Regions from separate parts of the Homo sapiens genome. Here all the other regions are linked to region 2. A link is a contact called in ENCODE Hi-C or POLR2A ChIA-PET data. All regions are on one chromosome and are shown on one strand. The core of a region is the stretch at or near the end of the contact, and the rest is flanking DNA. Distances in the headings are between cores, read along the strand shown.

Region 1 (2,937 bases), core at 115-2,614, 390 kb before region 2:
AGGAGCTAGACAGAGAAGGAGGCTGGGGGTCCAACCACTTCTCATAAAGACTGACTTAACCTTCAGCCTGTGCCTCTCCTTGCCCCGTGTCCTTGGGCAGTCCTTGATGAATGCCACTTATAAAGTCAGGCAGCTGGTGTTCCAATCCTGGCTTTGCTACTTACTAGCTATATGGCAAATTACCTCTCTGAGCCTGTTCCCTCATTTTTAAAGTAGGGATTATAGCACTTATCTCTCAGCACTTTGCAAGTATGCATTTACCTGTAGAAAGAATGCAACAAATATTAGCTATTATTATTACTAATATCAAAACTGCAAAGGAAATTAAACCATATGTTCAATGTTTGGGTTGTCCTTTTAACCTCTTCAGCTGAATGTTGATATGAAAGCGCTTAATAGCATTCAAACACATAATAATAAGGTAGTTGGTAATTAGGATTTACTTCAGCAAAATTTAATTAAAGAACCTGTAGGGAAAAGAAAACAGACAGAGCCAATTGTACAGCTTCCCAGCCTCTGCTTTGACCTAAGAGTCTCACTGGGCTTGCCTGCCTTTTTCTAAAGGATGGGCGAATATTCACACAGTGCCGGGCTCCAGGCAGTTACCAAATGTCTCATCACATTTTCAAAGGCTCACTCCTCTCTCTTGCGTAACCGGTGAGGTCAAAATGGGCACCTTCCTGAAAGCCAAGAGTGTCATTTCTGAACAGCGTCCAAGAAAGAAAACTGCATTCCATAGAAATCCAAGTCAAGCAATAACAAAAGGTGGCACTTGGTGCTTAAGCCACACTAAATACCTTGGTGGGCCAACTTCTTAATATAGTCACATTAACACCTTTGATTTCTCCATGACCTAAAGATTCCAAAGTTTGCAACAAAGTGCTGAGCAGGGGGGTCGGGGGTGGGGTGTAGACGGGGGAGAACGAACCAATGTAAATTTACCACTACATGAAGTTTAAAGTAGCTATAGATTGTTGTATTATTATCAAATCCAATCAGTGGAAGAAAGGCAAACAAGTGACTTGGCACTTCTGCCTCAGTCAAGGTAAGGCTCTCTCCCCTAGAGCTAGCAAGCAGGTAAACGAGCTTTGTACAAACACACACAGACCAACACATCCGGGGATGGCTGTGTGTTGCTAGAGCAGAGGCTGATTAAACACTCAGTGTGTTGGCTCTCTGTGCCACTCCTGGAAAATAATGAATTGGGTAAGGAACAGTTAATAAGAAAATGTGCCTTGCTAACTGTGCACATTACAACAAAGAGCTGGCAGCTCCTGAAGGAAAAGGGCTTGTGCCGCTGCCGTTCAAACTTGTCAGTCAACTCATGCCAGCAGCCTCAGCGTCTGCCTCCCCAGCACACCCTCATTACATGTGTCTGTCTGGCCTGATCTGTGCATCTGCTCGGAGACGCTCCTGACAAGTCGGGAATTTCTCTATTTCTCCACTGGTGCAAAGAGCGGATTTCTCCCTGCTTCTCTTCTGTCACCCCCGCTCCTCTCCCCCAGGAGGCTCCTTGATTTATGGTAGCTTTGGACTTGCTTCCCCGTCTGACTGTCCTTGACTTCTAGAATGGAAGAAGCTGAGCTGGTGAAGGGAAGACTCCAGGCCATCACAGTAAGTCTGCATACAGTTATAACTCATTAACGTTGTTACTTAGAGGAAGGCAGACCGTGGCCGGCTGCCCCTGTCGCTGAGCCCTCGCAAGTGGAAAAACAGAACTGTCAGCCTTCATGGACGAGTCTCTGTTTCTCTCTTAACCCTCATGACCCTCTGTAACTCTGGGGCTTCAGAACCTGAGTGCAGGGCAAACGTTCTTGATTTTCAAAAAGGCTGTGCCTGCATTTTAAACAACAATCAAAAGCTGTTAAGGCAGTCTGATTAACTATCTTTCACACTCTGTGGTGTACCTTAGAAATGCAGTTTTTCCTTAAATGTCCATTTGACTGGCATTAGATAAAAAAACAGATCCCCAACTTGGAAACTTTTTTAAGCTATGAATGCCTCAAAAAGTTAGAATTTTTTTTAAAGAGAGAAAAAGAAATTTTAAAAATGACCTGAAACTTTATATTTGTAGTGTGGTAGCATGTTCCAGAAAGCCTAAAATAATTAAAATGAATGTTAATATACGTAATTTAAGCATTAAACAAGAGAAAACTAGGTAAAAGCACGTATCAGATTAATTCTAAGATATCAGTTTCCAGCAGAGTCACAAACTGAATAAGATCCTGATAAAGGAATGCAGTGCATGCAGTGGATTTGGAAAATATTTTGTTAATACCGAGAAGGAAAATCGTACATTTTTTATGTTTGTTCCGGGAAAAAGTCAAAGCCAGAAATAAATTACTTTTCTTAAATGATCCAGCTTTCTTTTTAATTTTATAAAACCCTGTATTTGGCAGTAACTTGGAAATCTGTGTCACAATCATTTATCCCTAGCTATAACTTTTGATGTAATTGTTTTAAGAAGAAAAAGATCTTTGGAAAGCAATATCCCAATTTCTCAGCATTTTCTGCCACTGACATTAGGTATAGGAAAAAAATGAGTACTTTTTAAAAACTGATGCTAGATCAGGGATTTTTTGTTGTTGTTCTTAAAATTTTCATTGCATAACTAATTATGCTAATCCTAATTTAGATTTTTTACTAATTGATACAATATCTTAGTTTCACCCAGGAAACATTCAGTAAATTGAAATGTCTTCTTAGCCAATAGTAAGACACCAGAAGTCTATTGATAAGGTTGGCACTTTTCCATAAAACAATGCTTTGTTAAATGTCTAGCTTCTAATTATTACATTTTCCTCTCTTCAGAAAACCTTGGTCGGGATTATTGTTTGTTTTGTTTTGTCCTTTTTTGTCATTAAACTCAGCCACCATCTCAGCTGTCCTGCTTTAAGGGACAGGAACTCGGCTCTGCTCTGTTGTTTTTGGCATGGG
Region 2 (3,007 bases), core at 21-2,520:
TCAGGATTCCAGGAGTGGCTAAGCTAGGTGGTCCTACCTCTGGGTCTCTCATGAAGTTGTAGTCAGCCAAAGGCTTGACCAAGGTTGGAGGATCTACTTCCAAAGTGACTCACTCCGTGGCATTTGGTAGGAGGCTACAAACAGTTCCTGGACAACTGGATCTCTCCATAGGCTGCTTGAGTGTCCTGAAAACACGGAAGCAGGCTTCCCCAGGCTCCAAGCCCCAAAATGAATGAAAAAGAGACCCGCAAAGGAAGATGCAGTGCCTTTTATGACCTAGCCTCTGAAGTCAATACTGTCACTTCTGTTTTGATCTATCAAGAGTCACTAAGCCTAGTCTACACTCAAGGGGAGGGGAATTAGAGTCCACCTCTTCCAGGGAGGAATATCATTGAATCTGTGAACATATCTTAGAACTACCATACCTAGTTTCAGTACTTTTAAACATTCGCCATTTTGCTTTGTCCCTCTCTTTTCCCCACCTACATATACATACACATACATGTTACTCCCTAACCATCTGAGAGTAGGGAGCATGCGGTGTATCCCTATCCCTCGTGTTTTTCTCTTAAGGAAAAGGATATTCTATTATACAACACGGTAGTTATCAATATCTAATTTTAACATTGTGATACTTTAAAGTCCACTTCCACTTGTGTAAATTGCCCTTTCTAGCAATGTTCCCATCAAATTTATTTTTAAACAATACAGTAAAAACGTAGAGGGCCACAAAGGGTGACATCGGTCAGGTAAGGTATTTTTTTTGGCAGGGAATAAAAAAGGTCCTGGGTCTAGGGAGGTAAACAAGCGTGAGCCAGCTGAGTTCTAGCGGGGGTCCCTGAACACCAAAAGGACAAGACTGTTTCTGAAACACTACATTATCTCTTAAGTTACCCATTACTTACGGAAAATGATTTTTTACTGTTCCCTTCGGTTCCTGTCTTGGTTAGAACACAGCTGGAGATTGTGTTAATAGCTTAGGACGTCTGTTTCCGTGAGCAGGTAACAACTTTTTGAAACAAATTCCCTCATCTGCTGAAGAAGGGGGACAAAAACGGCCCCTATCGCCCAGAACCGTTGCGAGGATTTAGCTAGCTGGTGACGCCGGAGCACGAAGTTGTACAGGTAGCCAGCAGCACCCACGCGAGCCCGCGGTTACCCTGGCCGCGCGGCTACTGTAGAGTGGGCTGGCGGCGAGCGGGCGGGGCGGTATCACGCGGGAGGGGCGGGGCCCGCTCGTCGGCTGATCGCACGATTGTGACGCGCCGCCGGAGGCAGGCCGGGCCCTCAAGATGGCGGCGGGCGCCCAGAGCGGCTCGGCCCGGCAGTAGTGGTGGGACGGCACTAGCTGCTGGGGCCTGCCGCCCCGGGAGTGGCTGCAGCAGCGCCAGGAATCGAGGATGGTAAAATGACCCAGGGGAAGAAGAAGAAACGGGCCGCGAACCGCAGTATCATGCTGGCCAAGAAGATCATCATTAAGGACGGAGGCACGGTGAGCTGAGTTCCGCGCCGGCGAGCGTCCCTCGGGGCCCCCATCCGGTCTCTCCTTCAGACCCCCACACTGCCGTCTCTAGGCGTCCCGGTGCCTCCCTCCCTTCCCCCACCCTGTCCGAGCTGCCGGTGCCTCGGGGTCGCGGACCCGCATGCCGCCGCTCCGGGAATCGTCCTCCGCTGCTCGGGCTTGCGGCCTCCGGGGCCCGTCCTCTTTCTTTCCCGCACCTGCCGCCCTCTGCTCTGGCCGCCTCTGCAGGCCCTGCGGCCTCGAACCCCACGTGCGCCTCCGCCGCGGGGAGGAATGTGCGGGGCTCCCCCGGCGGCCCGCCCGCCGCGCCCCTCGTCGCCGCAGCCTCGCCTCGCCTTCGCCGCCAGGCCCCGCGGAGCCGTCGCCGCGCTTGTCAAGGGGCTGGGAACCATCCCTGCTCTCCCATATGTTGCTAACGGGGTGGCGTCTGGCGCGGGGATCCCGCTGCGGCCCCGTAGTACGTTCGCTTTCTGTTTCCACGTCTCTCTGCGTCGGTGCTCCGGCTCTGGGCTGCTTACAGTAAACCCTGACCGGAGATGGGCTTCCCTCACTTCCCGGAGTCGGAAGCATGACGGCAGACACCTGGGGCCTACATTCGAACCTGCTAGTTTTCAAAGAAAAGTCATCACTGTGTGTCTTAAGATCAAAAGTATTAGAATCAGTCATGGCCTAAGGATCGGAGGAGGACACTTTGAAGGGAAGAAAGGTTTGCTTTTTAGAAACAGTTGTCATCACAGTAAACTTTATGCAGTGTGTAGTTAACCAGCTGGGGACGTAGGATTTTTAATTGAAAAACAAAACAAAACAAAACTGTTTTATGCTAACATTTCTCCGTTGCTACACTGTGTGGTCTTTGTTGCATCCGCTGATACCGCGTTCTGAAATAGAATGGAAAGGTGATATATATGTTTCACTTACCTGAAGTGTGCAGAAATTGTACCATTAATTCCATTTCTGTTTATATCTTATTGGAGCCGCGATCAACTGCTAGCACAGTAGTAAATGTGTAAGTAGGCCACCATTGAGGATTTGCTGAATTCAGTTGAAAAACGTGACAAAATTTTATGACATTTCAGAACACGGCCCAGTCAATATGCCAAAGTTTAGAAAACTTGAGACATATGTAATGACTTTGGAATATATTTTTAGTTTAACGTTTATTATATGTTATAGCTTTGACATTTATTGAAAAAAAGAAACAAATTCCTCAAGTTCTTTTTATTGAACTTGATTAATTAAAACATTACTTTGATTAGATCGGTTATGAAGAGTCATAGCTCTTTTGACCAAGTAGGTAAGAACTATGTGGGGAGAAAAATACTGTTGCCTTTGTCTACCTTTAGAAAGAGACAATATTTTACATTCTTCATAAAATCTACAAAATAGTGGCAATGAAAGATTGTATTTTGTAAGACCAAGTGATATTTAAGATCAGTATTTTTTACAAAATGTAAGAATGAAACTGATTAAGAAACACAGCTTCCT
Region 3 (3,109 bases), core at 476-2,975, 310 kb after region 2:
TACAACAACATCTTTGGATTTATTTAGCCTTTTAAACAAAGTGGGCAAGTTTATCGAGAGATTCATATACTTTGTTTTTCCCTATCTTTCATATAAGAAATACTAGATTTTTTTTCAATAAAATAATTTGAGGCCTGGCGCGGTGGCTCAGCCTGTAATCCCAGCGCTGTGGCAGGCCAAGGCAGGGCGGATTGCTTGTGCTCAGGAACTGGAGACGAGCCTGGCCAACATGGCAAAACCCGGTCTCTACAAAAAATACAAAAATTAGCCGGGTGTGGTGGCGCACGCCTGTAGATCCAACTATTTGGGAGAATGAGGCACGAGAATCGCTTGTACTCGGGAGGTGGAGATTGCAGTGAGCAGAGATTGAGCCACCGCACTCCGGCCTGGGTGACAGAGCGAGACCCTGTCTAAAACAAAACACACATTAAAAAAAAAAAAACCACAAACAAAACCTGCAATTGGCCCTCGAAGGGCTGGTTCCCTCAGTCAGCTCTGCACGGGTGCGCCCCCTTTCTCCCTAGAGGTCAACAAGCGACTGCGAAGGAAAACGCCGCCACAAGTTTCTTGCTGTTTCTGGAGAGACCTCTCAGAGCGCATGCTCTTCGGATAGTCGGTCTGTAGCGCCATTTTCGTATGGAAGGGACTGCACTCTGATTAGGTACAGCCTTAGGACGCCCAGCGTTCAAGTTGTTCAAACAGTACGTAGAGCCTCGCAGAGACAAGTCAATGGCCTCTTTTAGCGGGACTCCTGCCTGGAGCGCTTCAGCTGAGACTATGTAAAGAAATTCCTTTGTGTTAACCTTCCTCCTTGGACCAGTGGACTCTCCTCTCTCTCCTGTTCCCTCCGCGCCCGCCCAGGCTGGCTCAGCGGTCTCGCCCCGCCCCTCCGGGACCGGAGCACTGTAAAGATTAGGCATCTGTGATGCTTTTGCGCTCACATTGGCGGCCCAGATGAGAGGGCGTGGAGAACCAGATGGGAAACTTTTTGTCCCGTGAGAACAAAGTACAAGTTATATCAGAGTCTGGTATGTGTAGAGGAAACCAATACATGTACTGTGAGCTAGGAGCTGGTGCTTCTTTTTCAATTGTATTTTTTATAAAGATGCAGACCCCCTCAGTGTTGGGCGTGGGGGGTGGCTGAAATGTTAGCTAGAGGCGAGGCAGGGCACGGAGATCTGAGGTTTTTACGAGTGTGTGTGTGTGTGTGTGTGTGTGTGTGTGCGCGCGCGCGCGCCCTACAAGAGTTTAGAAGAGCATGGGTGAGTGGGCGAGAAAGAAAGAGAATGAGAGAGAGAGAGAAAAGAAATCTGGAGTGGGACAAGACTTAGAGGGTGCAGAAAAGAAAGGGGGCGCCAGCACATCCTAGCCTCCGAGGCCGCGACAGCGCCTTTGGCGATGTCCACTCTCAACCCCGCCGTTTCATTCATAAGTTTCTGGCCTACAGGCCCCGCCCGCTCCCCTGGGCCGAGGGCCCCGTTTCCTGAACAGCAATTGGTGGACGGCAACAAAGCCTTAGCAACCGGCTCCTAGTGACCCGCGGGGCGCCTGGTAACTGGGGCTGCTGCGGAGAAAGGAGCGGGGCTGTCCCTTTAAGGGATGGCCGCGGAGTCGTGAAAGTGGAGGGGGCTGAGGGAGGGCGGGGAGGAAGGTCTGGGGGCGGACCCAGGGGGAGGAGGAGGAGGAAGAGTAACTGCTGAAAGGAGGTGGCGAAGGAGGATCCGGAGCAGCTGCTGCCAGCCCGCGGGCACTGAAGTCCTCCCGGCTGCCGCTCGAGTAGCCACGGGCGCGATCGGGACCAGAAGTCTCCTCCTCCATGATCACTTTGGAAGCCGGGGGAAGACTTTGCCCTGCCCTGAGAGCTGGTCTGCGTTTCCCAGGCGCGGCGGCGGCGGAGCAGCAGCTGCAGCAGCCGAGTCCAAATAGGAGCGGCCACAGCCAGGGGCGTGAGCGCCCCGCGCGGAGCGAGCTCGGGTTCCCCTCGGAATGTCCCCGGGGCGCCCGGCGCGCTGACCCCGAAGCCGCCTCCGCCTTCGGCGCCTGCTGCCTCCCTCGGCCAGGCTTGTTGTTCGGGACTGTGAGCTTCCTGGCTCCTGGGCAGTGGGGAAGCCCCCGGGGGCGAGTGACTTCAGCTGGCCACGACCCAGCCCTCCCCCGTGCGTATCTCGCTTAAGATGGCAGCGGAGTCAGGGGAACTAATCGGGGCTTGTGAGTTCATGAAAGGTGAGGAGCAGCCGCCCCGCATCTTCCAACGCTTTCTTGCCCCCAACTCTTCACTTCCCGCGCCACTGTCCCCACCTTCTCCTGAGGCTGCCAGTGTCCTGCAGCCGCTGCGCGCGCTCTCGTCCCCTCTAGGGACTCTCCTTTCTCCGAGGACCCCCTGCTTCCGGCTTCTCTTTCTTGTGTCCCTTGCTCCCTCTGCAGCTCCCTCGGATGGCCTCTCGGCCTCGTAATGGGACAGCACCGGCTTCTGCCCGTACTCCGGCACTCAGCAGCTCATGGGGAGCCTGCTCCGGATGCTCACCGGTCACCTTTACTCCACCATCGCAGGCTTCGGTTTTCGGGACACCCCCAACCACACCCCCCAAGTCTCTCTCCCTTCCTCTTTTTCAAATCTCCGAAGCTGCGTCGGGAGGCTCACCTCTTTCTTCCCCTTCTCGCAGCTGCTGAGGTCTGGAGATTTGGGAACCAAACTTGCACCTCCAGTTCTGCGGGTACCCCCAGCTCCTGCCTACTCTGCTGGCCTGAAACAAGGGAAATGTGGGTGCTCTGAGCCCCGCTGAGTTCCTCGGTCAGGTCCTCCTCTTGCCTAACTGTTGTGCTCTTGAGTCTCTAGCTTTCTGGGAGGGATGAGGTTTCTGCAAGAATTCCACGTGTTAATGGGGTCTTTAAATTGTGATCCTTCGTATGTTACCACCCACCTTCACTTCCACTTCTCTACTTCTCATATGTTTTTTCTGTCTTTTAAACTTGTCTTTCAGATCGGTTATATTTTGCTACTTTAAGGAATAGACCAAAAAGCACAGTAAATACCCACTATTTCTCCATCGATGAGGAGCTGGTCTATGAAAAGTAAGTTTATGTTTTGTTTTTTTTTCTCTTGGCCATT
Region 4 (2,778 bases), core at 30-2,529, 350 kb after region 2:
CTTGAGGTCAGGAGTTCAAGACCAGCCTAGCCAACATAGTGAAACCCCATCTCTACTAAAAATACAAAAATTAGCCAGGCATGGTGACACCTTCCTGTGGTCCCAGCTACAGAGGAGACAGACCAGAGTAAGGAAGAGGCCACTGTCCAATTTAGAGGCATGATATTCTCCTGATATTAGGGCAGAATCTGAGAAAACATTGACTGGGCTCATACATAGAGTCCTGTCCTATTGTCTCCAAACTGTGACTTTGTCTGCATGGTAAAGTTCTTCCATGAAAGATCTCAAAAGAGAAGTTAATGTTCCATAGAAGGTACTTCAATCATCGATGTCTCCACTGGGTGTTAGTATTGCTTCTTCTAGGGTGCTTTGATTATGTAATAGTATTTTTTAAGTGGGGGACATGCTTAAAATTTGAGAGGAAAAAACATTAAAGAGTTTTTTTTTTTTAAATCAGCCCACTCATATAAAACATCAGCTAAACAACGGACAAAATATTTTGTTACCCCTCAAATTTTTATTCCAATACCAAAGTATCTTCTCTGTTGAACAGCATCACTGGTAGAAAACTGTGGGCCAGGATGACCATAAGAGGGAGGCCCAGTTGTGAAAAGGAAAGACATTAGCAAAAGGCCTAATTTTGATATTAGCAAATTTGAGATTAATTAGAAAATTAATTAGGAAATTAGGACAAGGTCTAATTTTGAGATTAGTAGATTTTTCTCTGCTCTCATTAACTTTGAATTCGTTTTGATTCCTCGAGTGAGAGAACTCACCTCTCAGTGATTTGACCTCGGAGATGCTGGCCAAGCTTCGCTAAGCAGGAAATCATTTCTTGGCTGGTGTGCTTTTGAAACTTAACCGAGGAAACTGAATTCCAAAAATACCTAAGCAAAGTAAATGCTAGCAGCTTTAAACATTTTCCTAAAAATCAGGCAGAAAGCTCTAAAAAGAAGTCAGTTATGTTTGCTTCCTGTGGGGAGTTTCTCATAGGAAATATTTTAAAATAAAGTTTCTAGGAAGATTTTGTGAAGATCATTCTCTATCTGATGTAATTTATGAAAGCTTATAAAGTTTAAGCATTCTTCTAAAATCTTTAAAGTGTTAATTTGTATTATATTTACTTAAATAATATTTATAGCTATACAGTGAAAAGAAAGTCTTCCTCAGAGTTCTGTCCTTTAGTTTTATGGCTCATGTTCCAGGATAAGTCTCTGTATTCTATATACTTTAGAATGCGAGAGAGAAAAAACGAAACCAAGTAAACACAAAAGATTCTACTCCCCCCAACCCCCTCCAAAAAAACCCAAGGAAGAAATAAGCATCAGTGATGAAAGAACAGCACTATAACTTGTCCCTTTCAGCAAGTAGATTTGTAAAATAAATACAGTTTCACATTATTAACCAATAGCAGTAGTTTGTCATAAAACCTAAATTCTTAGTAGAAAAGAGCATCAAAAATGATAATCCAGACTTGAAGATAGACTGTTGATATTTTCTTCCCCACAGGTATTTTAGGGAATTAGGAAATGTAAATAGGGAGAGGCTGGGAGCCATAAGAGCGTCGAGTCCCTATGCTCAGTCTGACTCATGTTTATTGAGAGCCTGGCCTGTGTAAGGCAGTATTTAGATATTTGCAATTCAGAGATGATAGGAGATGCTTAGGTCTGAAGAGCCTTTATTTCCTTTTTGGTAAATCAAACATAACTTATTGATGGGGAACAAATAAGTGGCAAAACCAACCAACCACCCAACAGACAATGAGACAATGAAATAAAACAGAAAAAGGCAATGTTCAGGCAGTCAGTAGTTCCAAATTGAGAAAGCAAAGAATCAAGTGTCAGCACCATTGGTTGTAACCTTTACATCCCTAGGTAACTTCAATGCATCAACTCAACTGAGCTGAATTAAATGCTGTGCCTTTGTTCTCTCTTTATTTCATAGGAGTATTTGTATAAACCTGTCAGGAAATAAGGGCATTGGCAATAAGATACTTTCTTTGAGTCAAATACTAATTTTTTTTGTTTGATTTTTGTTTGTTTGTTTTTGAGACAAATTCTTGTTCTGTTGCCCAGGCTGTACTGCTGTGGTGTGATCATGGCTCACTGCAGCCTCCATCTCCTGAGCTTAAGTGATACTCCTATCCAGTCTTTTTGTAGAGATGAGGTCTTACTATGTTGCCTGGGCTAGTCTCAAATTCCCAGCCCTAAGTGATTCTCCTGCTTTGGCCTCTCAAAGTGTTGGAATTACAGGCATGAGCCATCACACCTGGCCTTACATACTAATTTTTAAAAGTTTAATAAAAAGGGCACTACTGGCTGGGTGTTGTGGCTCATGCCTGTAATCTCAGCACTTTGGGAGGCCAAGGCAGGTGGATCACTTAAGCCCAGGAGTTCGAGACCAGCCTGGACAACATGGTAAGACCTCACCTCTACGAAAAATACAAATATTTGCCAGGCATGGTGGCATGTGCCTGTGGTCCCAGCTACTCAGGAGGCCGAGGTGAGAGGATCGATTGAGGCTGAGAGGTCAAGGCTGCAGTGAGCCAGATCATGCCACTGCGCTCCAGCCTGGGTGCTGGGTGACAGAGCAAGACCCTGTCTCAAAAAAAAAAAAAAAAAAAAAAGGTAAAAGATAAAAGGGTACAGCCATTTTCAGATAATGTGATTCTAGGAGTTCGAGACCAGCCTGGCCAACATGGTGAAACTCTGTCTCTACTAAAAATACAAAAATTAGCCGGGCGTGGTTGTGGGTGCCTGTAGTCCCAGCTGCATGGGA

Evidence for each region. A loop is a pair of places that touch in the nucleus more often than their neighbours do. ChIA-PET counts read pairs that join two places held with the same protein, here RNA polymerase II (POLR2A). Pooled maps may share reads with other maps.
Region 1: a loop to region 2 is called in a map of gastrocnemius medialis, with 6 times the contacts of the local background. The contact joins the promoter of PALMD here to the promoter of SLC71A1 in region 2. A Hi-C loop is called at or near these places in 2 of 168 maps with a recorded cell type or tissue (endothelial cell of umbilical vein and gastrocnemius medialis) and 3 of 50 pooled maps. POLR2A ChIA-PET finds 5 or more read pairs at or near these places in 1 of 52 experiments (Panc1).
Region 3: a loop to region 2 is called in a map of PC-9, with 27 times the contacts of the local background. The contact joins the promoter of CDC14A here to the promoter of SLC71A1 in region 2. A Hi-C loop is called at or near these places in 23 of 168 maps with a recorded cell type or tissue (B cell, CD4-positive, alpha-beta T cell, CD4-positive, alpha-beta memory T cell and 18 more), 34 of 37 single-sample maps with no recorded cell type and 38 of 50 pooled maps. POLR2A ChIA-PET finds 5 or more read pairs at or near these places in 9 of 52 experiments (CD4-positive, alpha-beta T cell, CD4-positive, alpha-beta memory T cell, WTC11 and 4 more).
Region 4: a map of prostate gland shows a loop between it and region 2 (5-fold over the local background). The contact joins the enhancer-like site here to the promoter of SLC71A1 in region 2. A Hi-C loop is called at or near these places in 1 of 168 maps with a recorded cell type or tissue (prostate gland), 1 of 37 single-sample maps with no recorded cell type and 9 of 50 pooled maps. POLR2A ChIA-PET finds 5 or more read pairs at or near these places in 2 of 52 experiments (H1 and activated naive CD4-positive, alpha-beta T cell).

What each region holds. Positions count from the first base shown.
Region 1 is chr1:99,644,749-99,647,685 of GRCh38, forward strand. It overlaps PALMD (palmdelphin), which reads left to right and starts at 1,365. Exons shown (of 8, transcript NM_017734.5): 1 at 1,365-1,614. The coding sequence starts at 1,570.
Region 2 is chr1:100,036,825-100,039,831 of GRCh38, forward strand. It overlaps SLC71A1 (solute carrier family 71 member 1), which reads left to right and starts at 1,271. Exons shown (of 12, transcript NM_033055.3): 1 at 1,271-1,492. The coding sequence starts at 1,409. LOC124904230 (a long non-coding RNA gene) reads right to left here and starts at 1,184. Exons shown (of 7, transcript XR_007066251.1): 1 at 906-1,184. RefSeq lists enhancers at 743-1,345, 1,308-1,587 and silencers at 1,068-1,247, 1,708-1,897.
Region 3 is chr1:100,350,781-100,353,889 of GRCh38, forward strand. It overlaps CDC14A (cell division cycle 14A), which reads left to right and starts at 1,726. Exons shown (of 16, transcript NM_003672.4): 1 at 1,726-2,223; 2 at 2,982-3,072. The coding sequence starts at 2,175. RefSeq lists enhancers at 483-912, 953-1,002, 2,253-2,562, 2,603-2,852 and silencers at 1,503-1,592, 1,623-1,672.
Region 4 is chr1:100,386,577-100,389,354 of GRCh38, forward strand. All of the region lies in intron 3 of CDC14A (cell division cycle 14A), which reads left to right. Among named protein-coding and RNA genes, the nearest start is that of CDC14A, 35 kb to the left of the region's middle. Within about 2 kb of position 1,280, at least 5 of the 41 ENCODE cell types and tissues checked have a DNase peak (open chromatin) inside an H3K27ac peak, as active enhancers do.